Linked DNA regions of Homo sapiens: region 1 is linked to region 2. A link is an interaction called in ENCODE POLR2A ChIA-PET data of the cell type or tissue named here. Cell type or tissue: K562. All regions are shown on one strand. Links, peaks and the distances in the headings refer to the core of each region. The heading gives the core; the rest is flanking DNA. Region 1 has its middle 24 kb from the start of ODC1-DT. Region 2 holds the start of LOC124907731 (a long non-coding RNA gene).

What was found. Peaks named below come from ENCODE experiments on the same cell type or tissue, not always from the same donor. Only the 100,000 strongest peaks of a DNase experiment are listed, where the experiment ranks them.
Region 1: POLR2A ChIA-PET joins it to region 2 with 6 read pairs; 3 of 35 experiments call an interaction of 5 or more read pairs at or near these places.

Annotation. Positions count from the first base shown.
Region 1 is chr2:10,465,160-10,481,450 of GRCh38, reverse strand. No RefSeq gene overlaps it. Among named protein-coding and RNA genes, the nearest start is that of ODC1-DT, 24 kb to the right of the region's middle. RefSeq lists a silencer at 3,071-3,261 and enhancers at 3,253-3,956, 3,957-4,660, 11,318-11,832, 11,833-12,347, 14,018-14,518 and 1 more. In K562, for the core only: no CTCF peak of the experiment used is centred there; no DNase peak of the experiment used is centred there; H3K27me3 peaks cover 1,111 bases.
Region 2 is chr2:10,270,003-10,281,137 of GRCh38, reverse strand. LOC124907731 (a long non-coding RNA gene) reads right to left here and starts at 8,737. Exons shown (of 2, transcript XR_007086209.1): 1 at 8,420-8,737; 2 at 7,469-7,836. It also overlaps the pseudogene RN7SL66P. RefSeq lists an enhancer at 8,963-9,463. In K562, for the core only: no CTCF peak of the experiment used is centred there; DNase peaks (open chromatin) are centred at 2,147 and 2,467; H3K4me3 peaks cover 683 bases.

The sequences.
Region 1 (16,291 bases), core at 5,207-7,706, 200 kb before region 2:
TCAGGCCACAGGTCACAGGTCTTCAGTGAGCTGGGGAAGACTGCATGGGATGAGTGTGTTGTGCCCAGGAGCCCTTGTCCCTCTTCCTATTTGGGCTAATGATTGACAACCTGACTTCCGTGCCCAGGGTGGTCAAGATTCCCCTGTGACCCCTGGAGAGTGAAGGGCCATGTGCCTCTGATGTGTCCCTCCTCAAAGAGGCACAGATCTTTTCTGGTGCTGAATAACAGCAGTACCAATGAAGATGCAGGCCTGGTGTGGGGGTTCCCACTGAAGATCCCAGCACTTCAAGAGGCCAAGGTGGGAGAATCACTAGAGGCCAGGAGACCAGCCTGGGCAACATAGTGAGACCCTGTCTCAAGAATGAACAAACCAAAGAAAGAAGGAAAGAAAAGAAGGAAGGGACAGAAAGAAAATAAATTAGCCAGGCATGGAGGATTACTAGAGACTAGGAGACTAGGCTGGGCAACACAGTGAGACCCTGTCTCTACAAAAGAAAGAAAGAGAGAAAGAGAGAGAGAGAAAGAAAGAAAGGGAGAAAGAGAGAGAGGGAGGGAGGGTGGAGGGAGGGAAAGAGAGAGAGAAGGAAGGAAGGAAGGAGAGAGAGAAAAAGAAAGAAAGAGAGAGAGAGAGAAAAGACAGAAAGAGAGAAGGAGAAAAAGAAAGAAAGAGAGAGGAAGAGAGAAAGAAATAAAGGTAGAAAAAGAAAGAGAAGGAAAGAAGGAGAAAGAGAAAAAAAGAAAGAGAAAGAGAGATAAAGAGAGAAAGAAAGAAAGAGAAAGAGATAAAGAAAGGACGGAAGGAAGGAGAGAGAAAGAAAGAGAGAAAGAGAGAGAAAGGAAGAAAGGAAGGAAGGAAGGAGAGAAAAAGAGAGAAAAGAAAGAGAGAAAGAAAGAAAGAGATGGAAGGAAAGAGAAAGAAAGAGAAAGAAAGGAGAGAGAGAGAAAAGAAAGGGAGAAAGAAAGAGGAAGAAAGGAAGGAAGGAAGAAAGGAAGGAGAGAGAGAGAAAGAAAAAGAAAGAAACGGAGAAAGGAAGAAAAGAGGGAGAAAGAGAGAGAAAGGAAGGAAGGAGAAAGAGAAAGAAAGAGAGAGGGAGGGAGGGAAGGAAGAAAGGAAGGAAGGAAAGAGAGAGAAAGAGGAAGGAAGGAAGGAAGGGAGGGAGGGAAAAAGAAGAGAAGAGAAGAGAAAAGAAAAGAAAAGAAAAGAAAAGAAAACTAGCCAGGCATGATAGCATGCACCTATAGTCTCAGCTATTCAGGAGGCTGAGGTGGGAGTATTGTTTGAGCCCAGGAGTTCAAGGTTTCAGTGAGCTATGATCACACCACTGCACTTCAGCCTGAGTGACAGAATGAAACCCTGTCTCAAAATAATAATACAAATGTAATAATAATGCAGATGCCTCTATAGTCTGCTCTGTGCCGTGCATCGCACCACTTAGATATGTGGGCCACTGGGGCCCCATCTCAGCTCTGGGCTTACAAGCTCTGTCATGGCCCCGGCCAATGAACACTTCATTTCATTTTCTCATTTGTTAGCTGGTGACCATAACACACACCTCCTAAGTCTATGCTGAGTGAGGTATCTCAGGCACTTAGCACAGTGTCTGGTACTTAGCAAGTACTTGTAAACATTATGATTATTGAAAAGTGCGTCAATGCTCATTCATTGACCACGCAAGGTGACGCATGGGTTCAACAGCACTGCTTCACATTCATGTTTATCTCGTTCTCTCTGTTCCCCGATAACCTGCACAGGAGTTGATGGATGTAGGATCCCTTTATGCTACTAAAGGGGATCATGATACATGACAGGGCTAATTTGTGGGGCATTTGGTCATCTTGAAGCAAAATGGCAGCTGATGCGTGTTTTCAAATGAGCATATCTGCTGAGGCCGAACTGAGTGGGGTCGGGGGCTCCAGAATTACTAAATCGTGACTGTTCTTACAGAAAACTTCAAGTAGCAACTTTAACCAAGAGGTGGCCGAGACCCTGCCTGAAGCCATTTGTGTGACTATTGCTGTTGGCTCTAAATTCATCTCGTCCGTAACCAGAGAAATGCATTTCTACTACCTCAAGGGGAAGGCAACCTCCATTTTTCTGTTCATAAAAAATTTTTAGTTATTTTCTGAATTGAAACTTCCAGGAGAATATTCCACAGGTGCAAGGTATATGACCTTTATAATCGCAGCGCTAGTGTTTCCTCTCTTGCGGTAGGAGCGCCTGTACTCACGTCAATAAACATTTGCCTTCTCCTCTTCCCTCTCTGGTCCTTGTGTTTCTGCCATTACAAAGCCGGAAGGGCAGCGGGGTCACCAGCTGTCATGAGGAAGGGGGGCCGAGCACGCCCCGTCACTGGTGGGCGGGGAGACATGGGCATGCACACTGTGGGTTTTGGTGGGGTTGGTGTGTGGGGTGCACACCCACATGCTGCTGTGCGGACTTGTTCCCATGAAATGAGTCTTTCATGGTGGGGAGGGAATATCCATCTATTTGATTGTATGCCTGTCAGCATTGTTCTAGGGAGAGAATATTCTAGAGTGGTGTCAGCAGACACAGTCACCACAAAGCGTCAGCTGAGGGACGCACCTTCATCTCCCTCAGGCAGCTGAGCCATTACTTCCTGTTCCCCCTATGCTGCCCGCACAATTCCATTCCTTTATTCCTCCATCTATTCGATATTTATCGGACCTCTTCTGTGGGGGGATACACAGACAACAGGCCCAGGTCCCACCTTAAGAAGTTCACCTTTGGGGAGGGGAGAGGGGAGAAAGAAAAGCAAATGAAGGACGGGTGCCCCAGCATCAGGCAGACAGAACACCCGATTCAGCCTGGAGACAGGGAGGGCTTCCAGGGTGGGTTGACACCGCCACTGGGACTCAAAGGACGAATAGATCCCACAAAAAAGTCGTATGATGTACAAACGTTCGGAGGAGGGACAGGGCGCAGGCTCAGGGCCCCTCAGCAGCACACAGGGCCGTGGCCACACTGCACCATGACTGCGTGTGCTGCTGTGCCTCCCACCCACTGGACACCAGCTCCTGGAGGCCCTAGGTGGCCTCTCCCTCATCTGTGACATCCCCGGCACCTGGCACTGGTGAGGCCACTTAGCGAATGGTGAGTGACTCAAACGACGGCCATCATGCAGCTGACCCAGCCTAGGCAACACGGTCATGCGAAGGGCCTTGCCATCCTTCCTTCCATGGAACCCCCCCGGGCCTTGGGATTATGTCTCTCAGTGCCTGAGGGGGGTCTCAGGCACCACCTCCCTCAAAGCCCCAAGACCTTTCTTATCTCTGCACCAAGTCACAGAAACAACAGGGGGTCCTCACAGCCATTGTGAGAATGTTGAAAACGCAGACTTTTAACCCCATGACACCAGGGCCACCTGCAGAGGAGAGACACGCTTCTCCTCTGCCGTCTGTCCACCCGTGGCAAAGGAAGACAGATGGGTGGAGCATCACACCCTCTGCAAAAAAAAGAGTCTTTGATCACAGAAAAATGTTTGGTAAACTTCTCCAGAGTTAAACTAATTGGTTTGGGGCAGATCTAATCTCCTGGATGCTTTGCTGCTCAATTAGTACTGGTCAAAATGTTTGAAGTTCAGAGAGCGGCTTCTCAGAGGACAAGCCCATTTGAATAATTAGCATCACGGGGTGTTCCCAACACGGCCGACCCTCCTGGGGAGATGAAAGAGACACCTCCCCTATACGTGCTCTGGCTCCACTGCCAATGGAGACCTCTGCAAAGCTTGAAGAGCAGGTGGCCTCTGCCCTTCCGTTGAAAACTGAGTGTGGGAGGGAGCCTGTTCCAGGCCACAGCCTGGCAGGAAGAGAGCAGGCTCAGAGGGGAGGCCCTCTCCCTCTTCTGAATGTTTGCACATCACACGACTTCTTTTCTGTGGGATCTACTCATCCTTCTAGTCCCAGGGGCAGTGTCAACTCACCCAGGAAGGCTTCCCTTTCCCCAGGCTGAACCACGCGTCCTGTCTGCCCCTGTGCTGCCAGGCCCGGGCACCCATGCTTTGCTTGCTTTTCTTTCTCTCCTCCCCACTCTCCAAATGTGAGCTCCTTAAGGTGCGACCTGGGCCCATTGTGTACCACACCATAGTTATTGATAAGTATTGAAGAGATGAATGGATGAAGGAATGAAAGAGTGAATGAATGAATGAAATTTGTGTAGGCGGCACCAGGGGAACAGGAAATAACAGCAAAGACGTCTGAGGGAGATGGAGGTGCACTGTTTAGCACTGTTGACACCGTGGGCTGGATTGTTCCTTGCTGTGGGGCCTGTCCTCACCTTATGAGACGTGTGGCAGCAGCCCTGGCCTCCACCCACCAGACGCAGGAGCGCACACCTTCTCCCCACCATGACAACCAAAAAGATCCTCAGACATTGCCAGATCACCCCAGTTGAGAACTACTAGGCTAGACCAACAACTTGTCTTTTTTTGGGTCTGAACAAAACATGGTACCAATAGCTTCAATTCAGAAAAGGTTTCCCTTCTCCGGCCAGCACCTGTCTCTTTCCCACCCTGTAGTGATAAGAGGGAGATTTAAAAACTGCAATTCTTTTTTTTTTTTTTTTTTTTTTTGAGCGGGAGTTTCACTCTGCTGCCCAGGCTGGAGTGCAGTGGCATGAAAGCGGCTCACTGTAGCCTCCGCCTATTTAGCATTTTTAGTAGAGACAGGGTTGCCAGGCTGGTCTCGAACTCCTGACCTCAGAAGATCCACCCGCCTCGATCTCCCAAAGTGCTGGGATTGCAAGCATGAGCCACCGAGCCCAGCCTTAAATTCCAATTCTTAGTGACTAATTTGCAGTATCCCAGCCCATTTTGAGTTGTGTCTCCCGGGCTTTGAATCCAGGCTATGTCACTCACAAAGGCCATTTCATCTCTCAGAGCCTCGGCATCTCCACCACAAAGTATGAAGAGTGCCAATCCCATTTCTACAGCGGGCAGTCCATGAAATCACGTGGGTGGTGCCCCCACACAGTAGGGCTTGCACATGGCAGCTACGGTACTGTGTCTGCGCTTCTCCCTTCAGGAGGAGGGCCTTCCCAGGGTATGAGAGTCTAACCTGCTACCAAGCCCTTCAACGGTTGGCATAATTCAGTTCATTCAAAGCCTGTCTTGCCCACTTAGAAAGAGCCAGAGGCTGCCATGCTCTCTCACAGGTGCCTGGGCTCAGGGCAACAGTGTGACCCTTGGGGCCAGTCAAGCCAGACCCAACCTCCAGCCCTACCATTGCCCAGCATGTCCAGGGCTGGTCATTCAGCATCCCGCTCGCCTGAGGAAACAGGATTAACAAGCCTCCCCTCACAAGGTCTCGGGAGGATTAAACGAGTCCTTAGGTTCACAGATGCTGTGGAATTATTAACTGTGGCTCAGTCGGTGTGGCGAGGCCAAAGCCCAGAAGGCTGGGATGGGAACGTGAGTACAATTCCTTCAGGGAGGGGCCCTGGGAGGCCCCGGGCAGCTTCCCCTCTGGCGTGGCTTGTTAGACCGGCACAAGCTGGGTGTAGGTCTGTTAACTGCGCACCAGATCGGCGACCCTCGGCTTCCAGAACCGAGTATATCAGCATGAAGGGACAGGCATGTTCAGACATGGGGTTGCTTTTTAAGCAAGAAAATGTTCTTCCAAACGAAACCAGCGGCAGCACTGGAGATCTCGGCGGTCTCTTTCGTGCCCAAATGCGGAGATTTTTGTCTTTTCTGAAATCAAGCACCCACAGCCCTCTCCTTGCGGCAGTGAGAACCCCGAGGCCCATCGAGACTCATCCTGTCCACTGCGCACAGCACGCCTGGGGTCTACGAGGCCTCAGGCCCGGCCCAGGCCTCCTGCCACTGTGCTCGGATGAACCCTGGTCTCCAGGTCCACGGGGAGGACAGGTCTTTCCAAGGCTGCTGGCTGAGCCACATGTGTGCAGCCCTCCCCGCCCTGGGCCGGGGGTAGGGTTCCCTGGGGACCTCACACAGCCCCCCCTCCCCCGTGGCCAGCCCTGAGAATGAGAGCTAGAAATGCCCTGAGCAGCCCTTAGGTCCATCAGCCCCCTTCACAGACAAGCGTCCAGTGGCTGGCACACAGTTCCCGCTGGACCCCCAGCCCCCACGCAGAGGTGACGGAACCTCTAGGCACTCCCCAGAGGGGCTGCCGAGAGTGGGTGTGGGGAGACCGTGAGTGTGGAGCCAGGAGACCGCCGAGGCCTTACTGTGTGGCCTTGGGTGAGCCGCCTGACCGCCGTGAGCCTCTGGGTCCCCCTCTGTGGAAGAGGGACTCCGTTCTACAGATGTCATTGCAGGACTGGGAGAGGTTGCGTGACAGTGGGACAGGCGCACTTCCTGCACACAACGGAGATCCAAACGGCAGCCCCTGTTCCTTCTGATGTGGCATATTTAGGACGCAGCTGCATAAAGGTAGAAGACCAGTCAGCCGAAGGCCAGCGCATGGGAAGCAAGAGGGTGGAAGAAAGATCATGCACTCTCCTGGGGAACCCCTTCCTCCCAACACAGACCCCAAAGAGGAGAGGCCCTGCCCTCTGGCCCCACCAGGCGGCTGCCTTTCCCTCTCCCTCAGTTGAGGGATCCTCCTCTGTGGCCTCCTGAGAGGCTCCTCAGCCAGGATTTCTATGCTGATGATCACTTTGGCTTCTGGTCAACACTGGTTTTGCAGAAGAAAAAACGGAGGGTCTGGGGGGCCATCAAAAGCAGAGCCAGTGGGAAAGGACCTTGAGCAGCCAGGCCCAGGGAGCAAGCCAGTCCTCGGCTTCGGTACCCTCTTAAGAAAGCACTTAGGCCTCTCCGAGACCGTTTTTCTCTTCTGTAAAATGATACCATCTCAAAAGCCCTTCCAGGCCGGGTGCGGTGGCTCACGTCTGTAATCCCAGCACTTTGGGAAGCCCTGAGCTCAGGAGTTCAAGACCAGCCTAGGCAACATGGTGAGACTCCATCTCTCCAAAAATAAGAAATTAAAAATGTTTAAAGCCCTTTCCGATGCTAAAATGTGGTTATTTTGATCCTCATATTCCTGGAGTCGAGGAACACGGGTTCCCTCTCTCTGGCACATCTGTGTCAGCAGCTCCGGGTGGCCTGTCCCTGCAGAGGTTGTGGGTGTGGAGTGCGGCACCAACTCTGGGTGCCCGTACTGGGGGGGAAGTTCACAACCCCGCTGGCCTGGTCTCAGGCTGTTTGTCCCTCCCTGGCTCTTTGTCACCTGCCCAGGAATGCCGGCACTGGTGGGAGATGTTGGAGCCGCTCAAGGCTCTTTGTTGCGGCCGGGCGCCGTGGCTCACGCCTATAATCCCAGCACTTTGGGAGGCCGAGGCGGTCGGATCATGAGGTTAGGAGATCGAGACCATCCTGGCTAACACGGTGAAACCCCATCTCTACTAAAAATACAAAAAATTAGCCGGGCATGGTGGCGGGCACCTGTAGTCCCAGCTACTCGGGAGGCTGAGGCAGGAGAATGGTGTGAATCCAGGAGGCGGAGCTTGCAGTGAGCCGAGATCGCGCCACTGCACTCCAGCCTGGACGACAGAGCGAGACTCCGTCTCAAAAAAAAAAAAAAAAAAAAAGCCTCTTGTTGCCAGGTGTTTGCAAAGCTCGTGTTTCCTGCACAGATCCTAGCAGAGATTGCTTGGAGTACTTGGAATATGGAGGGACAGATTGCATCGATGTATTCTATCCTGTTACAGATTTTATCTTTCTCTCTTTTTTCATAAAAAGGGAATTTAGTAGAAAAGTATTTCTTCAAAGTTGAAGGTCAAATTAAGATCTTGACATTTTATCTCCTATCTCACAGTGAAGAATTCATGAAATAAGACAGAAAAAGCACACGGCAAGGTGCTGGCCCCAAGCAGAGGTGAGGCAGGTCCTCCCGGGGCTGGGGATTTCCACACCTGGGAGGCTGGCTAAGCACTGACCCATGAGTCCTCAGGACACCCTGGGGGGAGGTTCTTGTTTTCCAGATAAGAAGATAAATTTTAAAAATCCTGCAGTCACAGACAGCAAGTGGCAAAACTGAGATCTGAACCAATGTCTTCCACATGGAGAAAAGTGACTGGGGCTACTGGCTCTTTAGCTTCTGTAGCTCAGAGGAAGCAACTCAGGTGGGCTGGGACCCCCGCGCTTGCTTCAGGCATCTGCTCTCTGAGGACCCCACTTTCAGGTTTGCCTCTGCACGTCCCCAGTAGAGCAGGAGCCTCTCCCCAGATACATGGATCCCAGAATGAGCCAGACAAAGATGCCTTTTACTTACCCATTGGTGCCCATTCATTTCATGTTATAATTTTCTAATCCAAATGTACTTTTGAAATTTTTCAGACAAGCTGGGAAATTATAGACTATTCTGCCCACCCTGTATTCTTCCATTTCTCTGTCCATCTAATATACAAAAGAATAATACAAATCATTTTTTGGGCCAGAAACGGTGGCTCATGCCTGTAATGCCAGCACTTTGGGAGACCAAGGCAGGAAGATCGCTTGAGCTCAGGAGTTTGAGACTAGCCTGGCCAACATGTGAAACCCTGTTTCTACTAAAAATACAAAAAAATTAGCTGGGCATGGTGGCGTGCACCTGGGGTCCCAGCTACTCGAGAGGCTGAGGTAGGAGGATGGCTTGAGCCTGGAAGGGGGAGGTTGCAGTGAGCTGCAATGGCGCTACTGCACTCCAGCCTGGGAGACAACGAAAGACTCATTCTCAAAAAATATATAAAAATAAAAATCATTTCTCCCCCAGTATCAGGTGCTTTGCATGCATTGCCTAGGAGCTCAGTTCTAGTGTCCACCCCAAACCCCAGAGTGAAACAACCTAGGCCTTCACCCCAAGCCCGTGGTCACTCACGCTGCCTCTCTGTCCCCCTTAGAACCATCCTAAAGGTATGGGCTTGCTCTACCCATCCCTGGCACCTAATTAAACCTGTGGAAAGGCTTCCAGGGGACATGAAAGGGACTAGCCATACAAAACTTCCCATATAAAGGGCTTCTCATCTTTAAAGCTCCATCTATCTAAATAGATAGATAGATATCTATCATCTATTAATATTTTTTAAAGAAGGTAATTGAGTCTCCCTACATAGTTCACAGGCAGATGGAGACGATCTTTCCTTTTTTCTTGTGAAGAAAGAAGCCTAGAGATGGAGGAAGGGGGGCTTTCTTGGGGAGACAGGTGTTCAAACATGAACTAGAATGCAGATAGCAGCAGCTCATTTTTCCTTTCAAACAGCCTGATCCAGCCTTTCTCTAGGTTACCCCTTGTGGTTACAACTCAAATCTGCTTAAAGATGCCCTGCCAAGGGGAATTAGAAGGTCACCAAGCATTCCTCAGAGCTGGAAAGCTCTAGAGCTCCTCCAAGGTTCCAGGGCTGGCCTTTCTCTCCCCTCGCATGATGCTGGGGTGCTGATACTTGCCTCCCAGGGCTGCTGTGGGACTCCAAGGGCTAACTCAAGGAGAGTCCCTAACACAGGCCTGGCACAAAGAGACACGTTATGACCCTTTGCTGGCCTACCACTGAAATCTGTAATTATCAAGCTGCATTGATTATTGGCAAGGAGAAAATATGTTATAATTTTTAAAAATTATGTAAATTATCTTCTAGACTTAAAAAAAACTTTCTATGACTATATCTGCCTCTGTTTCTGCTTGTATAGAAATTAAAATTTTGCCTTTTCCTGTGAAATTATGTTTTATAGCTTACTGGCTTGTGATAATAATCCTTTGTACTTTTGCAGGGCCTTTTATCTGGGAATCTCAAAGCACTTCATAAACTTTAATTAATTCTTGCAACAAGCCCCCTGAGGTAGGTAAATATTATTATCCCCATTTTACAGATAAGGGGAGTGAGACACTGAGAAGTTAAGTAATTTGCCGAAGGCCCCAAAGCAGTTAGTAGCTAAGTCTGAACAAGACCGCAAGTCGACTGTCTCAGGCCTGGCTTGGCCCCACGGGGGCCGCCCTGCTGGTTTCCCCGCCCCTCCCCAGGACGTGATTGACAGGGAGACCTCAATCAGTTGCAGCGTCTGTGTTAAATACATGTTGTACGGCTTACAGGCGTTATGGGGAGTTATCCGAGCTGACTCAGAAGTTTCACCCTGGTACTGGCTTATCTTCATGTGAGCTGAGCAAAGCCTGCACACCCATTTCTCAGGTCAGAATGCTTCTGCTCCTCAACCCTCTCGCTTGGAAAACTCTCACTTCCCTCATACTTGGACTCAACCAAGCATCTGCTGTGTGCCGAGCACGGGGCTCGTGGCTTTTTTTTGCCTGTGCTGTCTCCTCGAAATACATTCTTAAGACAACCCTATGAGTGACTGTTGTTATCCCCATTTTACAGATGAGGAAAATGGAGGCTCTGAAAGTGAAGTGGCATATTTGGGGTCACACAGGAGAACTAGGATTCCAACCATGTTCTGGCTTGAAGTTGATGCTCTTGTCACTCAGCCAGCTGACACCTGGTACCCGGTTGTGTTGCAGGAAGGCTTATTAATCCTACAATGGCATTTCCAGAGGACGTTGGTAAGTGAGTGAAGGGCTTCCATTTTAACCGTGAGCCAGGCTGAGCTAATAGTTTCTGTTGTTGGGTGCATGGATTAATAGGCGACTCTCCTAGGAGAGTGTGCGCGGTTCCAGAACGGGGCACAGTTGCCCCTGAGAGACCCCTTGCTGATGGCTCTCCTTGTCTTACTCAACAGCCTCACCACCACCAGCAAAGCTCCTTCCCTTGACCTGGAGACACTGAAGCGGCTCCGGATGCTTTGCTCTTTCCTCCGACATGACTGTTGAAGTCAGACAAGCCTGGATTTGAACTCTGGTTCTGTACCCATTGTGGTTAATCTTGGGCAAGTTCCAACCTCTCCCTGCCTCAGTTTCCTCATTAGTAAAAGGAGCTGTGGCAAGGATCAAATGAGTTAACGAACACGAAATCCCACTGCACAGAGCCCCACACGTGGCAAGGGCTCCATCAGGGTCCCCATCTGCTCTGCCATTCCTGTCCCGCCAGCTGCCTGCATTCTGTCCTAGCAGAGCCGACTGAGGAGCACCAGTGCTATCCAATTCTTTCCTCTGTTGCTTTTGCCAAAATCCTGGCTGGGACTGCGGCTCTCCTTCACCCAGGTCATGACAACACCCAAGAGCAGTCACTACAGCTGCTCCTGCTATGTGACAGCTCGGAGAGACAGAGGATTAGCTGGGGTTACCCCACTGTGGATATGTCATGCTTGTCTCTTTCAGATCCTGCTAAAGTGGAGTGTTGAACTTTAAGGTGCTTCCTGCCTCCAAGCCTGCAAGCCTGGATCTCCCAGGATTCTCTTCTGCCCCTGACAGCGTTAGCATTGCAAGCGCAGCCTTGGGGAATGAAGTGTCCCTTCCCAGTGCCGCTGAGAGAGGGGCAAGAACTTGGGTGCAGTCCCATGGCCTGAATGAACGGTGTTTCTCAGGCATGGCAAATCTGAAAGGAATCAACACATTTTTCTGTTGGATTCTCTCTTTAAAAATGGGAATGGCGGCACAAGCACATTTCAGTTCGAACAGGTTCTTGGACGCCAGCTCACCTGCAGGCTCCTGTGTTCTTTCATGCTCCTCCATCCGCTCTTCCTTTCAGGCCCTAAGAATGCGCCCCTAGCACTGGGGCCTGGAGCACAGGCCCCCACATACTGCCTGCAGCTCAGCCCTGAAATGACATTAGCTGGGGGTGTTGGAGCCAGCCCGGCCACCAGGCCTCTTAGACTGGTTGTCTGGGACACTGCCTGCAGGACAAGCCCTCAGCCCTTTCCTTCCCCTCACTGGACTGTGGGCACGACAGGGAAAGCATGTCCCATGTGCTAACTTTGCCCAGAGGTGGCCTGTCCAGCCCCCTCTCCAGGTGACCTTGCCCCATAGGGGGAAAAGGTACATGCCGCTACCGCTGCAGACTTCTGGGTACTTCTACCAGGCAGATGGCCCTGCCACCAGGAGCCAGGGGCTGGCCACCAACCTGGTGCTCCAGAGTGCACAAGGCCTCCCCTGGTCTTGGGCCCCCTCACCCCATCAGTCTGCTGTCCTCTCAGCCTCCTGATCTGGGTTGGTCTGAGCCAGTCCCTCAGACCCTGACCAGGTGGAATTTCTGAGCCTGGCCTTGGCCAATCCCACCCAAATCTGGCCCCGAGGGCCTGTCCTCCCCTTTCTTGGGCTGTCTGCCTTCCTAGACAGGCCTTTCTTATTTCAACAGCAGCGGAATTGCATAAATATTTGCCAAGTCCATGTGTCTAGACAACCTTGAGGATGTCCCACAATGGAGCATGGAATCCCTCCACAAATGGGAATTAGACTTCTTCACTGCCAGGGGTCCTCCTAGAAGTTTTAAGACCATCACAGAGGGCAACTGTAAAAGAATGAGGATGGTGTGTTTGTGTGTGTGTGCACACACCTGTGTGTATGAGGCCCGTAGAATCCAATGTGAAGGACTGAATACAAGCCACATTACAAAAATGGCCCCAAATACAGCAAAGCACATCCGACAGGGCCGGGCCTCCCCTCTCCAGTGATGGGGGTGAACAGAGGGGTGGGCTCATTCTTTAAGGCAAAGCTGTTTCTTCTCATTTTAGAAAATAACATTTATGGCCTGACACTGTGGCTCACACCTGAAATTCCAGCACTTTGGGAGGTTGAGGTGGGAGGACAGCTTGAGCCCAGGAGTTCAAGACCAGCCTGAGCAACATAGTGAGACTCTGTCTTTACAAAAAACTTTAAAAAATTAGTTGGGTGTGGTGTTGCATGCCTGTAGTCCCAGCTACTCCAGGAAGCTGAAGTGGGAGGATTGCTTGAGCCCAGGAGTTAGAGGCTGCTGTAAGCTACGATCGCACCACTGTAGTCCCGCCTGGGTGACAGGGCAAGACCCTGTCTTAAACAAAAAATTAATAGTACTTTTAAAAAGTGAGTGCTCCTTATTACAACCACCAGGATGCTTAATGGTTATGAGGTTTCCTTTCAGGGTGATGAAAACATTCTGGAAGTCAACAGTGGTGCTGGTTGCAGGACATTGTGAATGTACTGAATGCCACTAAATGGTACACTTTATTTATTTATTTATTTATGTTCAGATGGAGTTTTGCTCTTGTTGCCCAGGCTGGAGTGCAATGGCTCGATCTCCGCTCACTGCAACCTCCGCCTCCCGGGTTCAAGCGATTCTCCTGCCTCAGCCTCCTGAGTAGCTGGGATTACAGGCGCCTGCCACCACGGCTGGCTAATTTTGTATTTTTAGTAGAGACGGGGTTTCTCCATGTTGGTCAGGCTGGTCTCAAACTCCTGACCTCAGGTGATCCGCCCCTCTCAGCCTCCCAAAGTGCTGGGATTATAGGCATGAGCCATCATGCCCGGCTGAATGGTACACTTTAAAATGGTAAATTTTGGCCAGGCACAGTGGCTTACACCTGTAATCCCAGCACTTTGGGAGGCCAAGGTGGGCACATCACCTGAGGTCAGGAGTTTGAGACCAGCCTGGCCAACATGGTGAAACCCCATCTCTACTAAAAATAAAAAAATTAGATGGGCATGGTGGCATGCGCCTGTAGCCCCAGCTACTCAGGAGGCTGAGGAAGGAGAATCGCTTGAACGTGGGAGGTGGAGGCAGCGGAGAGCTGAGATCGCACCACTGCACTCCAGCCTGGGTAACACAGTGAGACTCTGTTTCAAAATAAATAAATAAATAAATAAATATAAAATAGTAAATGTTATGTGCATTTGACCTCACTCACACACATTGTCCATCCCGGCACGTGAGGCGTGCCCTGCACCAGGCAAGGTGAGGACACAGCACTGGACAAGACCCGCCCCTCCCGCCCAGTGTTCCTTCTGGTTAACGGCACAGACACTCTCAGTGAAGTGGGACTCGGCCAGCAACAGAAGTGAACGGGGCGGACTCCTCCACCAGCTATAGGCTATGGCGCTGACATCTGCTGGATGGAAGTGGTGCCCGTCCCGCTGCTTCCAGGAGACAGGCAGAGTTACCGCAATGGTGGCAGCCCCTCTGCTGCTTTTCCCTCCCCTCCCCCGGGGCACCCCGCAGCACCCCACTTCTAGAACTAAGAAAGGTGGGCTGTATTCTAAGATGTTGCTTGCAAGTCAGTCATTTGAAATGTGAGATGTATTTTACCCCAGCAACACTGTGATGAAAGGCAAATACTGGCCCCAAATAGCCCATGAAACCAAGTCAGCTCATGTGTTTGAAACAGTACACACTTGTCATGAAAAATAATTGAAAATGATGGTCCTAGAATACAAACGGGACCCTTGCTTCATGTGACCTCGGCAGCCTGTGGGTACAGATGCGTCTAGATTACCGAAGGCACCAAAGACCTTACCTGCTCTCACCCTACCTCTCACACGGGTCCTTCTGGCCCTGAGAGCTACACCCGCCCAGATGACTCTAGGAGACCCCTGCTGTCGGTTCTCTCTCCTACGACTGCAGCATGTGCCAAGGCCATCTTGGGGGCCAGCGTTGGTGCTGAGGGCAAAAGATGCCTTGGGGCCCTTGAGCAGCCTCCTGCGGCACCAGAGTCTTGAATCTGGTGACCGTCAGCCTGTGGGGCCCCCTCTGGCCCTTGGCCTGGAGGAATGGGGTAGGGAGGGGTGCAGTGAACCCCTTCACAATGCCCAGCACACTGGAGTCCAGTCTGCAAGTTGGCCAACATACTTGAAAGGAGTCACTGTTGGGTGTCATTGGAGGCAGAAAATGTCTTGGTGGCTGGTCATTTCTGCTAATGCCATTGAAAGAACTTTCCAGAACTTAGGAGGCGAGGAACCAGAGAGTGACTTTTCACTCCCCTCAGTTTGTTCAATCTGTAGCCATTCACTGAGCATCGCCCGCCTGTTTCTCTAGTTTTGGATCTAGAGAAGTATATTTGCCATCGCCTAGCACTAGAAGGCCTGGATTCCTGCCTTGCTATTTCAATAGACATATAAAGCCTCCTTGAGCTTTCATCTCCTTGTCTTTGTCTTTGAAACAGTTCTCTTTTGTTTGTTTGTTTGACAGGGTCTTGCTGTTGCCCAGGCTGGAGTGCAGCGGTATGATCATAGCTCATTGCAGCCTCAACCTCCTGGGCTCAAGCAATCCTCTCATCTCAGCCTCCTGAATAGCTGAGACTACAGGCAGACGCCACCACGCCCGGCTAATTTTTTACTTTTTGTATAGACTGAGTCTCATTATGTGGCCAGGCTGGTCTTAAACTCCTGGACTCAAGCAATCCTCTTGCCTCAGTCTCCCAAAGTGCTGGGACTGCAGGCGTGTACCACAGCGTCCGGCCTGAAATAGCTCCTGCTTCACAAAGTTGTTACAAGGGTTAAAGAAGATAAACACATGCCAGCATTCTGTAAATTGGAACGCACTAGGTAAATGCCAAATAACTAAGTAAACACAGAATGCGTAGGCAGATGGCTTTGGGGTACAGGTTCTTCCAGGGCTTTATTACTGTTTTATTTATGATAAAATTAATGATAGAGTATGCAAATGCTTAAACCCACTACCACCTCAGAATAGTACCCTTCCCCATCCAAGCATGGTGGTGAACTCACAAGGAGTCAAATAAAATCAAAGTAAAATCTTCTGTGTACCTATACATATAGTGGGATACGAGGATGATATTACAGCACATGCATATTTTTTTCACGTAAATCCTGGTCAATTAACAATCCTGGTCAAAACATACAGGTCTAGAGTGAGGGCCCTTTGCCTGTTATGCAGATGGGCTCCAAGGCATGGGAAGGCTTGGAAATCCTGGGAAGAGTTCACAGGGTGTCACATATCATGTTCCCATGGGAGCCTATAACCTCCAAGCCGAGGATGCTGCTTCAGGTCGGTGCTTTCCCAGCACCCTTGTGCACATAGATCATGGGGGCCTTTATCAAAAATCAGGTTCTGGGTCGGGCGCGGTGGCTCATGCCTGTAATCCCAGCACTTTGGGAGGCTGAGGCGGGCGGATCACGAGGTCAGGAGATCGAGACCATCCTGACTAACATGGTGAAACCCTGTCTCTACTAAAAATACAAAAAATTAGCCGGGCGTGGTGGCAGGTGCCTGTAGTCCCAGCTACTTGGGAGGCTGGGGCAGGAGAATGGCATGAACCCGGGAGGCATAGCTTGCAGTGAGCCGAGATTGCGCCACTGCACTCCAGCCTGGGTGACAGAGCGAGACTCCGTCTCAAAAAAAAAAAAAAAATTCAGGTTCTGCCAGGTGCGGTGGCTCATGCCTGTAATCCCAGCACTTTGGGAGGCCAACGCAGGCAGATCACTTGAGGTCAGGAGTTCAAGACCAGCCTGGGCACCAT
Region 2 (11,135 bases), core at 1,437-3,936:
GGTGTGCATCTGTAGTCTCAGCTCTTTCTAGAAAGAAAGAGAAAGAAAGAAAGAAAAGAAAAGAAAAGAAAAGAAAAGAAAAGAAAAGAAAAGAAAATGAAACGACTGGGTGTGGTGGCTCACGCCTGTAATCCCAGCACTTTGGGAGGCCACAGCAGGCAGATCACTTGAGGTCAGGAGTTTGAGACCAGCCGGGCCAACATAGTGAAACTTCTATTCCACTAAAAATACAAAAAAAAAAAATTAGCTGGGCTTGGTAGCGCATGCCTGTAGTCCTAGCTACTCAGGAGGCTGAGGCAGGAGAATCCTTGAACCTGGGAGGCAGAGGTTGCAGTGAGCCGCGATCATGCCACTGCAGTCCAGCCTGGGCAACAGAGTGAGACTTCATCTCAAATTTTTTTTTTTTTTTTGAGACAAAGTACTACTCTGTCATCCAGGCTGGAGTGCAATAGCATGATCTCAGCTCACTGCAACCTCTGCCTCCTGGGTTCAAGCAATTCTCCTGCCTCAGCCTCCCAAGTAGCTGGGATTACAGGTGCCTGCCACTACGCCTGGCTAATTTTTGTATTTTTGGTAGAGACGGGGTTTCACCATGTTGGCCAGGCTGGTCTCGAACTCCTGACCTCAGATGATACACCTGCTTCAGCCTTCCAAAGTGCTGGGATTACAGGCATGAGCCATTGCACCCGGCCAATCTCAAAATTTTAAAAAGAAAAGAAAAGAAAAAAGAAAAAGGAAAGAAAGAGCCACACCTTTCTGAATGAGGTGGGGAACCCCTGGTGGGCTAGAGGCCACCACTGTTCTTTAGGGGGCATAAGCTGAATCAGAACAAGTGCGGGAGGGCACAGATGAGCGAGGCCAGTCTTGTGTGAGTTCAGGTAGGAGGCAAGGCTGTCCTGAATTAGGGCCCAGCTGTGGGAGTGGGAAGGGCAGGCCAGTCATCACTGGACTAGCATAGCAGAGCTTACCGAGGCATGGTGCTCCGTACTGAGGAAGAGAGGAGAGGAAGGCATGCAGAGCTTTCCGAGGCAGGAGTCAGGAAAATGCGAGGCTTCCGAGTGGTCCAAGAGGTCAGTAGCCTGCCCCGTGTGCGAAGAGGCCAGGAGGAGTTAAAATAGCAGCTAACACCTGTAAGTACTTTATGTAGGTTACCTCATTTAATCCCTAGAGAGACGTCCTTTACTATCGCCATCTTATAGAGGGAAACTGAGGCACAAAGCGGTTTGTTAACTTGGCTGAGGCCCCACATATATTAAGTGGCAGGCACAAGAATAGACCCAGGGGGTCGGAATCAGGGGTCTTTGCTCTGAGCCACGGCACTCTGCAGGTAAAGGCGTCCTCAAACGCCAGGCTAGGGTTTGGGAGTTTAACTTACAAAGGGTGGAGCTGGGGGTTCTGAGCTGAGGGAAGCAGATGCCCGTGGAAGTCCTGGGTAGGCTGGGCCAGTGAGGGGAGGGATGGGCGCAGGAGACCACCTGGGGTCCCATACAGGGCTTGGGAGTCACACACCCAACTCACGACTGCTTTCCCATGGCAGCCTCTTCACAGCCCTGAGCCGAGCAGAGCTGCGAGGACGTTGTTTTATGTCTTGCTCACGCCCAATTCCTGCCCCAATCCTAAACAACTCAGGTGCCATGTGGATGACCCATTTGGTGCCCTGGCTTCTTGGGTCTTCCACCTCCTCTTCTCCACCACATCATCTCCCTCCATCTCAGCCATCAGCTCCACTCACAGTCAGGGACAGCCTGGACATTGCCTCGGAATGCACCATCTCCCAAATCCGAATTCCAGTCACCCACCTCCTGAGCTGGCCCCTCTTCCAAGCTGCCCGCCCAGTGGCTCCTCCGAGGCTGTTCCTTGGCCTTACTGGGAGTCCACTCCCCAACTTCCCAGCCTGCTGGAAGCCCACATCTACCTGGTCAACTGCGCTCTTGAGTTCTATCTTGAACTAACCTGCAACCCCCACATGCTTCTCCATTTGATTCCCCATCTTGTTTAAGGAGGGCTTTGTATCTTCTCCACTCTCTGAAATTCTCTGACCTGTTCTGCACACTTCACACTCTTGGTAGAGCTCCCGGCTGTCTTCATGATGTAGAAGCCATCAGACAGAGAGCCTTTGACCTCTGTGGCCACATCTACAGACTCGAGCCCCTCCTCCCTCATCCCTCCCGCAGGAGAGGAGCCATGGAAGCCGTTTCTGTCCTTCTCCCAAAGCCTGGTCTCCTCGCCTGGGCTTTGGACAGCTGCCTCTCCCCCTACCCCTGCCTTCTCAGGAACCTGAAACCAAAAACCATCTTCCTTTCTCTGTGACTTTGGCATTTCTCATTAATATTTAAGCGGAATGTGGCAGAAGCTGCCAGTCACCCACCAATTCCCTTCTCCTCTTCCTCCTCGGCCACAGAAGCCCAAGCAGCGGGGTGGGGCCATGTGTCTGGGATCTGGCCAGTGAGACACAGGCGGAAGTGGCCAGGACAGTGAGCAGAAAGGAAGAGGCAGCGTGGGTGTCTGATGACAGAGGCGCTGCCATTCCCACCACAAACTGCTGGCCTCTAAACTTCTCTCCTAACGAAATAGTGTCACAGCCAACCCCAATCATAACCGACCACGTGCTCCACCACCCACATCTGAAAACACAGAACAGTCAGCTCTTCCCAGGATTCCACGCTCCTTTTCATTGATGGGCCTATCCTTTCCTTTTTAGGACAGTTTGTCATGGGAAAAGCCTCAGGGTTTGTTTGCTCCTGGTGCACTCTGGTGTGGCCTCCATCATATGATCAGAGCTGCTTCCCCCAAAGCCCCCGATGGCCTCGTGTCCCTGAGTCCAGCGGGCACTCCTCCGCCCTCCTCTGACCCCAGTCCATCGAGCACTCCTCCTCCCTCCCCCAACCCCAGTCCAGGGGGCACTCCTCCTCCCTCCTCCGGCCCCAGTCCAGCGGGCACTCCTCCTCCCTCCTCCGACCCCAGTCCAGGGGGCACTCCTCCTCCCTCCTCTGACCCCAGTCCAGGGGGCACTCCTCCACCCTCCTCTGGCCCCAGTCCAGGGGGCACTCCTCCACCCTCCTCTTACTTGAGTCCAGTGGGCACTCCTCCGCCCTGCTCTGACTCGGCTGCTTGCCCTGGCCTGAAGCTCTCCTCCTGCGGCTTCTACGGTACTGGACAGAGCCTTGTCCTCCCCATGTCTCAGGGTTTCTTGCTCAGCCCCCTCTGCCGGCTTCCCCTCCACCTGTTCCTCAGATGCAGAGTTCCTCAGGGCTGAGACCAGAGTCCGCTCTTCCCACCCCATACCCTCGCCCGATGCTGCCGCTGCCCGGAATGCAGCAACACTGCCGGGCAGGCCTGCCACAGGACGAAGTTCCTCCCTCGCTCCAGAGATTAGGGTTCAGCAGGGGAGCATTCCTTCCCACGCAGGTCTGCCAGGTGCCATCCACTGGCCATGGCTCACTTCAGTGACCTCTAGCAGGCGAGCCACCTCCTCCCTCTGCCTCTGCCTGGACCCCACTTCTGCCTGCCAGCGTAGCATCTCCACCTACTTGTCCTCAGGTGTCCCAGGCTGAACGTGTCCCAAATTCATCAATTCTCTTCCTTCCCGGGCCCATTGCTCCCGGCGTTCCCCGTCTTGGGAACTGGCGTCACTGGCCCCCTGAGGCCTTGAACCTGCAGCTGGGAGTCACCTGTGGCCTGCTTCTCCCCCGTCCTCCATCTGGTCCACCACCAAGTCCCCACGGCCCAGCCTCCTAAACATCCCTCGAAGGAACATGCTCTCCTCATCTGTGCCTCCACAGCCACTGCAGCGGCCTTCCCTCGGCCTGCGTGGAGCTTCTCTGTGGGTCCCCTGTGTGTCAAATTCAGCCCTTAGATCACGAGTGGATCCCAGTACTTCCCTGCTCCAAGCCTCCAAAGCCCCCCAAGGCTCCGAGGAATGGAATGCCCTGCCTCATCCCGGCTCCCTGCCTCATCCCCGCTCCCTGCCTCATCCCCTCCCACCACTCTCTAAGAAAGCAGAGCCCACGTCACCCCTCCAGTCCTGCAGGGCCCCCACTCAGGTTCGGGTGTCCACACACATCACCTGCTCTGCCCGAAATGCTCTGGCCCCACTCTCCTCCTGCCCAGCTTCAGCCCCTTCTCAGGACCTGACTTTAACGACTCTCTGTCAGGCAGGTGGCCCGAGACTCACTCCTAGGCGCCAATAGCACCCCTGGTATTGTGGTCAACTGACCAGGTGTGAGCTGATCTGACCACCCACCGCCCCCTCGGCTGGCGTGAGCTTCCGGAGTAGGGACAGTGCCCTGCATACAGCAGGTGTTAAGTGCTTGCTGAATGCCTGAAAGCCCCTCTGTCCTGACAGGAGGGCTTGGGGCCAGGCATGAAAGCAGAAGGGGAGGCACAGGGTGGCGGGGGCCTGAGCGACTCTGTCCCTGTTTGGAAGGGAAGAAAGCAGGGGCAGGCAGAGGGAAGGCGAACCCGGGCCTGGCCCAGGGGTGGGTGGAGGGCAGCACCAGTCTTGGCAGAGGGCACTGGAGCGGCGAGGGTCAGGGACGTAAGAAGTGTTCATCCCTCAGGTGACAGGATGCAGGAAAGAGGTCTGGGCGAGGGGTGAAGGGGTGGCAGCCATGGGGAGGTGAGGGAGCTGTGGGAGGAGAAGAGCCACTGGGGCGGACGGGAGGGAAGAAGAAAAGCCGAGACGGAGCCTGGGACTGTGATGCTGACACCGTCACCTGCCCGCCAGCTTGGGGCTGCAGAGCTGCCGGGTCAGCCCTCTTCAGTTCATGAAAACGGAAAGGAAGAAGCATGCAGTTCTTTTCAAACAGACACTGAGCCAAAGTTGGCGGGGGCAGCAGCAGGGTACTTCTTGGCAGGGAGCACTTACTTCTGGTCCAGGCTACCAAGGGTACAGGTTTGCCCTGTTAAGCCACTTTGGGATCCGAAGCTAGAAGAGGTCAAAGTGTCCGAGGCATTCAAACCAGAGTGACTCCATCTTGAATAGCGGCTGGGTAAAATAAGGCTGAGACCTACTGCCAGTGGGCTGCATTCCAAGGAGGTCAGGAGGTCAGGCATTCTTTTTTATTTTTTTTATTTTTTTATTTTTTTTGAGATGGAGGTCTGCTCTGTTGCCAGGCTGGAGTGCAGTGGCGTGATCTCGGCTCACTGCAACCTCCACCTCCCGGTTAAAGCGATTCTCCTGCCTCAGGCTCCCGAGTAGCTGGGACTACAGGCAAGTGCCACCACACCCAGCTAATTTTTGTATTTTTAGTGAAACAGGGTTTCACCATGTTGGCCAGGATGGTCTCGATCTCTTGACCTCATGATCCGCCCGCCTCAGCCTCCCAAAGTGCTGGGATTACAGGCATCATGCCCGGTGGAGGTCAAGCACTCTTATTCACAGGATGAGATAGGAAGCCGGCACAAGATACAGGTCATAAAGACCTTGCTGATAAAATAGCACGTGGTAAAGAAACCGGCCAAAACCCACCAAAACCAAGATGGCGAGGAAAGTGACCTCTGGTCGTCGTCCTCACTGCTCATTATACAATAATGATAATGCATTAGCATGCTAAGAGACACTCCCATCAGCACCATGACAGTTTACAAATGCCATGGCAACGTCAGGAAGTTATCCTATATGGTTTCAAGTGGTGAGGAACCTTCAGTTCTGGGAATTGCCTATCCCTTTCTTGGAACATTCATGAATAATCCACCCCTTGGTTAGCATATCATCAGGAAATGGCCATAAAAGTGGACCCCTCGGGGCCGCTCTGCCTGTGGAGTAGCCAATTCTGTTATTCCTTTGGTCTCTTAATAAACTTGCTTTCACTTTATGCTGTCTTTTGAGAGATCCAAGAACCCTCTATTGGGGTCTGGATCTGGACCCCTTTCCGGTAACAAAAGGGTTCATCATGGGCCCCTTCTGTGCAAAGCTGCCTAATTAATTGGACATTTAAAGTGTCATTCGAATGTCTGAAACTTTGATTGACACACAACCTTCAGGTCACTGCATGAAGGGATGTCCACAGGTATTCAGAGAAACCCTCAGAAATGTTCTTCCCAAACTTTTAGGACTGGCGTTGGTTTTGTTTAGCAAAAATTTGGTTACAATGAGAAATTTTTTTTTTCAAGACAGAGTCTCGCTGTCTCCCAGGCTGGAGTGCAGTGGCACGATCTCGGCTGGGTTCACTGCAAGCTCCGCCTCCCGGGTTCACACCATTCTGCCTCAGCCTCCCGAGTAGCTGGGACTACAGGCACCCACCACCAAGCCTAGCTAATTTTTAGTAGAGACGGGGTTTCACCGTGTTAGCCAGGATGGTCTCAATCTCCTGACCTCATTATCTGCCCACCTCGGCCTCCCAAAGTGCTGAGATTACAGGCGTGAGCCACTGCACCCGGCCTAAATTTTTTTTAATGTTCACATATATCCTTATATTTTTATTTTTAACCTAAAACATACAAAAGTACTTTCATCCATCATATCCGGATGTCTGTGCGACGCCTTCCCTGGGCCTGGGCCACGTGGTTAGAGTACACACCGACTCTGGCATTGTGGTGCCCGGGGGACCCCTGACTCGGAGCCTCTGCTTCTTAACTAATGAGAGGCCAGCACGGTTGCTCACATCTGTCATCCCAGCACTGTGGGAGGCCAAGATGGGTGGATCACTTGAGCACAGGAGTTCAAGACCAGGCTGCGCAACATGACGAAACACCGTCTCTGCTAACAATACAGAAAAATTAGCCAGGTGCGGTGCTATGCACCTGTAGTCCTAGGTACTCGGGAGGCTGAGGTGGGAGGATGGCTTGAGCCCAGGTGGCAGAGGTTGCAGTGAGCCAAGATCGTGCCACTCACTCCAGTCTGTGCGACAGTGAAACCCTGTCTCAAAAAAAAAAATAATATAATGCGAGTTTAAAAACATTTGTAAACAACAAGGTGCAGACTCCACTTAGGCCCCTGTTTCCTGTGATGTGCTGGTTGGCTATTGCTGCCCAGCCAACGACGCCGCCCCAGCACTTACAGCACCGACCCTCATTCACACTCTCTCATGTTGTCTGTGGGCAGGGATGTGGGAGCAACTGGACTATAAGGTTCCCCTGAGGTTGCAGCCGACGTCAGCAGGAGCTGCCCTCAGGAGCATTGCCTGGTGCTGAAGGTGCCGCTTCCAAACTGCCTCATTCCCGAGGCTGGTGCTAGCTGCGGGTAGGAGGCTTCAGCTCCTCTCCATGTGGCCCCTCCAAAGAGCCATCTTCATGGTGTGACAGCTTCGTCCAGAGCCAGAGACCCCAGAGAACCAAGCAAAGGCTGCAACGCCTTCTGTGACCCAGCCTTGGAGCACACAGAGTGTCACTCCCATGGTATTCTATGTCTCCCAGTCGGTCTTGATTCGACATGGGAGAGAGCCACACACGGTGTGAACTCCAAGAGATAAGAAGCATGGGGCCATCTTGGAGACTGGCGGTCACACCAAGCTTAACTCAACAGCAATTTTGTAAAGCAATTCACCTTTAATGAGTCTTTTCAAGGCATTTAATGAGTGTGCATAGAAATCACTTTCATATTCATATTTTATCATTTTGTGTATACTCAATTACACAATGCCATTATGATAAGCATAACTAATATAAACAGATTGGGGAAACTTCACTGACTGACAAGCGGACAGACCCAGGCAGCAGTAGCAGCCCAAGTACGTGGGCACATGGGGAGAAGGCTGCAGCCGGGGTGGAAGCTCAGGAAGGCTTGTCGGGGGCTGCAGGTCGCTGGCTAGATCTGATGGGGCCTGATGTACCCTTTGGTGGCCCCAGAGTCACTGCACCGGCACCAACTGTGTATTTCTTCTGTGAGCCTCAGAGCTGTATAAAGTACGTGTGTTTAGGCCAAGAAGAATTTAATTCACACCAGGTGCAGTGGCTCATGCCTATAATCACAGCACTTAGGGAGGCCGAGGTGGGTGGATCACCTGAGGTCAGGAGTTGGAGACCAGCCTGCCCAACATGGTGAAACCTCATCTGTACTAAAAACACAAAAATTAGCCGGGCGTGGTGGCGTGCTCCTGTAGTCTCAGCTACTCAGGAGGCTGAGGCAGAAGAATGGCTTGATCCCGGGAGGTGGAGGTTGCAGTAAGCCGAGATCGTGCCACTGCACTCCAGCCTGGGCAACAGAGTGAGATTCCATCTCAAAAAAAAAAAAAAGAATTTAATTCACTTCAGCAAGTGTTTCCTGAACACCTGCAGAGCCAGGCACCAAAGGCGTTCAGACAAATTCTTCTCCAGGCCAGTCCCAGTGCAGGGAGGGAAACAAGGGAAAGAACCTTTCAGCCTGGCGCTCACTGGGCTGGAGGAGGCCCGGAGGCACGGGAGCGCAGGGGAGAGTCTCAGTCCCCTTGGGTGCGTAACAAAGTCCCACAGACTGGTGACTGAAACCACGGACATTTACCTTCTCATAGTCGTGGAGGCTGAAAGTCCAGGATTGAGGTGTCGGCAGGGCTGGTGTATTCTGAGGTCGTCCTTTGGCTAGGAGGTGGCTGTACTGTGGCTGTGTCCTCACGTGGTCTTTCTGCTGTGTGTATCTGTGCCCTAATCTCTTCTTAAAGGACATGAGTCCTGTTGGACTGGGGCCCATCCAAATGACCTCATTTTACTTCCATGACCTTTTAAAAGGTTCTATCTCCAAGTATAGTCACATTTTGAGGTACTGGGGGCTTCAAGACGGGGGCACAATTCCACCTGTAGCAGGGAGGAACAGGCATCCACTTACCCGGGAGATCCTAGTGGGCTTCCGGGAGCAACCACGCAGAACCCTGTAGGATAAATGGAGTTTTTCTGACCAGGCAGGGGTAGGGTGGGGAGACGAGCTCTGTGGGAGCTGCAGTGGGGCAGGAGGGACCACCACCATTCAGCATATGGAGGGTGGGGCAGGCAGGGGAGCCCTCCTTGTTCCAGAAGCAGACCTTGGGTCCCCTCCACGCGGCCCACCTTCTCCCTCCCAGAGCCTCCCTCAGGTCCCACCTCTGCAAAGAGAGCCAACGCCATGCACCAAGCCACGGGACACTTGTCACTGGTGACTCAAAAGGGAGGGCTTGTGTGTCATTTGGCCTTGAGCATGGAAAGTTAGATCAGCTGGAAAGAGTAAAAGGAAGTTGGGAATTGTTTTTAAACCAGCCGCAAGTGCAGGAGTGATAAAGGGATGGGGAGGCCACTAGGCCTTTTGGAAAATATTAATCGCCCAGAGTCTGAAGGAAAAAGCGAAAAGCAAGGCCTGGCGAGCCCCTCCACTGTCTGAGCGCACAACTGAGGGGAGAGGTGCGTGTGTGTGTTTGCGTGTGTGCATGTGAGTGTGGGTATCTGTGTGCATGTGAGTGCGTGCACATGTGTGTACATGTGTGTGTCTGTGTGCATGTGTGCATGTGTGCATGGGTCTGGGTGCGCATGTGTGTGTATGTGCACGCGTGTACGTGTGTACGTGTGTGGGCATGTGTGCACATGTGTGTGCTCACGCATGTGTGCATGTGTCCGTGTGTGCATGTGTGTGCACATGTGTACATGTGTGCTCACACGTGTGTGCTTGTGTGTGCGTTGTCTGTGTGTGTTGTGGGGGGCTGCCTTCCTGGAGCCCATCAGCCCAGCACAGCTCTGGCCCGTTTGACAATGTCCCCTGAACCACTGAAAAGGACCATTTTTTTTTTTTGGAGATAGGGTCTTACTGTCACCCGGGCTGTAGTGCAGTGGTGTGATCTTGACTCACTGCAACCTCCACTTCCCAGGCCCAAGCGATCCTCCCACCTCAGCCTCCCTGGTATCTGGGACCACAGGTCTGCACCACCATGCCTGGCTAGTTTTTTATATTTTTGGTGGAGACAGGGTTTCGCCATGTTGCCCAGGCTGGTCTTGAACTCCTGAGCTCAAGCAATCCTCCTGCTTCGGCCTCCCAAAGTACTGAGATTACAGGCATGAGCCACTGCACCTGGCCTGAAAAGGACCTTTGACATCAGGGTCATCACAGCCTCATGCCAGCTTTGCTGCAAGTGCTGGACTCCGATTTGTGGGAAGATGAAGGCAGGTTACCCTGGGACTCTCTCCTGCCTCACCTGGACTTCCAGACGCACGGGGAGTGTGTGCCTTCGCAGCTTGGCATAGTGAACCTGTGAACAGCCAGCCTCTGAGAACAATGACCTCATCTTTATGAAATTTTAGTTGTGGAATGTTTCATAATTTGCACAACACTTGTGTGTGATCTGTAAACGAACACTGTGTACCTGCTGGGGTGCAAGAAACCTCCTTCCTGGCAGGGAGCATGATCAGATCGCTTTGGGCCCACTGGCTGCAGGACATGGTCCTCCACGGCGCAGGGCTGGCACTGAGGGCTCTGCGGGAACTTCCCAACCTCTAAGCCCAGGAAGCACCTCCCTTCTGCCCTCGCCCACGGGGTCTCTGGAGCAAGCCTGCCCCCTGGGGCAGGAGCTGAGAAACTGGCTGGAGGCCTTTCGCTCTGCCCATTTCCTGAGGTTAAGGAGGAGTCCTTCCAGTGTAAATGGAGGTAGGGCCCATGTGTGCACGTTTGCACACACGCAGACACCCACCCAGCCTGAAATGTTGGGTTTGCAAGATCCAGATTGGGGTGTCTTGGGCAGGACTGGCCATATAAGTCTCCTGTGCTGGTCTGAGGAAGGGGGTTGGCACACACAGGGCCCCTGAAGCCCTGGCTGATACCCTCCGCCTGTCTGCCAGGCGAAGCCAGGCTGCTCTCATGGGCTCAGTCCCTGGGCACCTTCCTGATGGAGATGCCCTTAGCAGCCTGGGTGAGGCCCCAGGGGAAAGGCTTCAGATCCTGGAGCAGAGTCCAACCCCCTCATGTCACAGCTTAGCACACTGAGGCCTGGAAAGAAAGGACACGCCCAAAGTCACCTGGCTGGTCAGCTGCAGAGCCAGGCATCAGGTGGCAAGCCCTGCACTCCTTCCGCCGAGTCTCCAGGCTTGCCCTGGTGCCCCTGTCCCTGCGTTTCCAGACCTGGGCACTCAGGACACTGTGAGTCCAGAGGGGTGGCCTGGCAAGGGTGAACCCAGCCAAAGCCGGAGCCACAGGAGGGAAGACCCTTCTCCCAGCTGGGACTCACAGCCCTGGCCTGGCTCTGCCTGGCTGGAAACAGTTACAA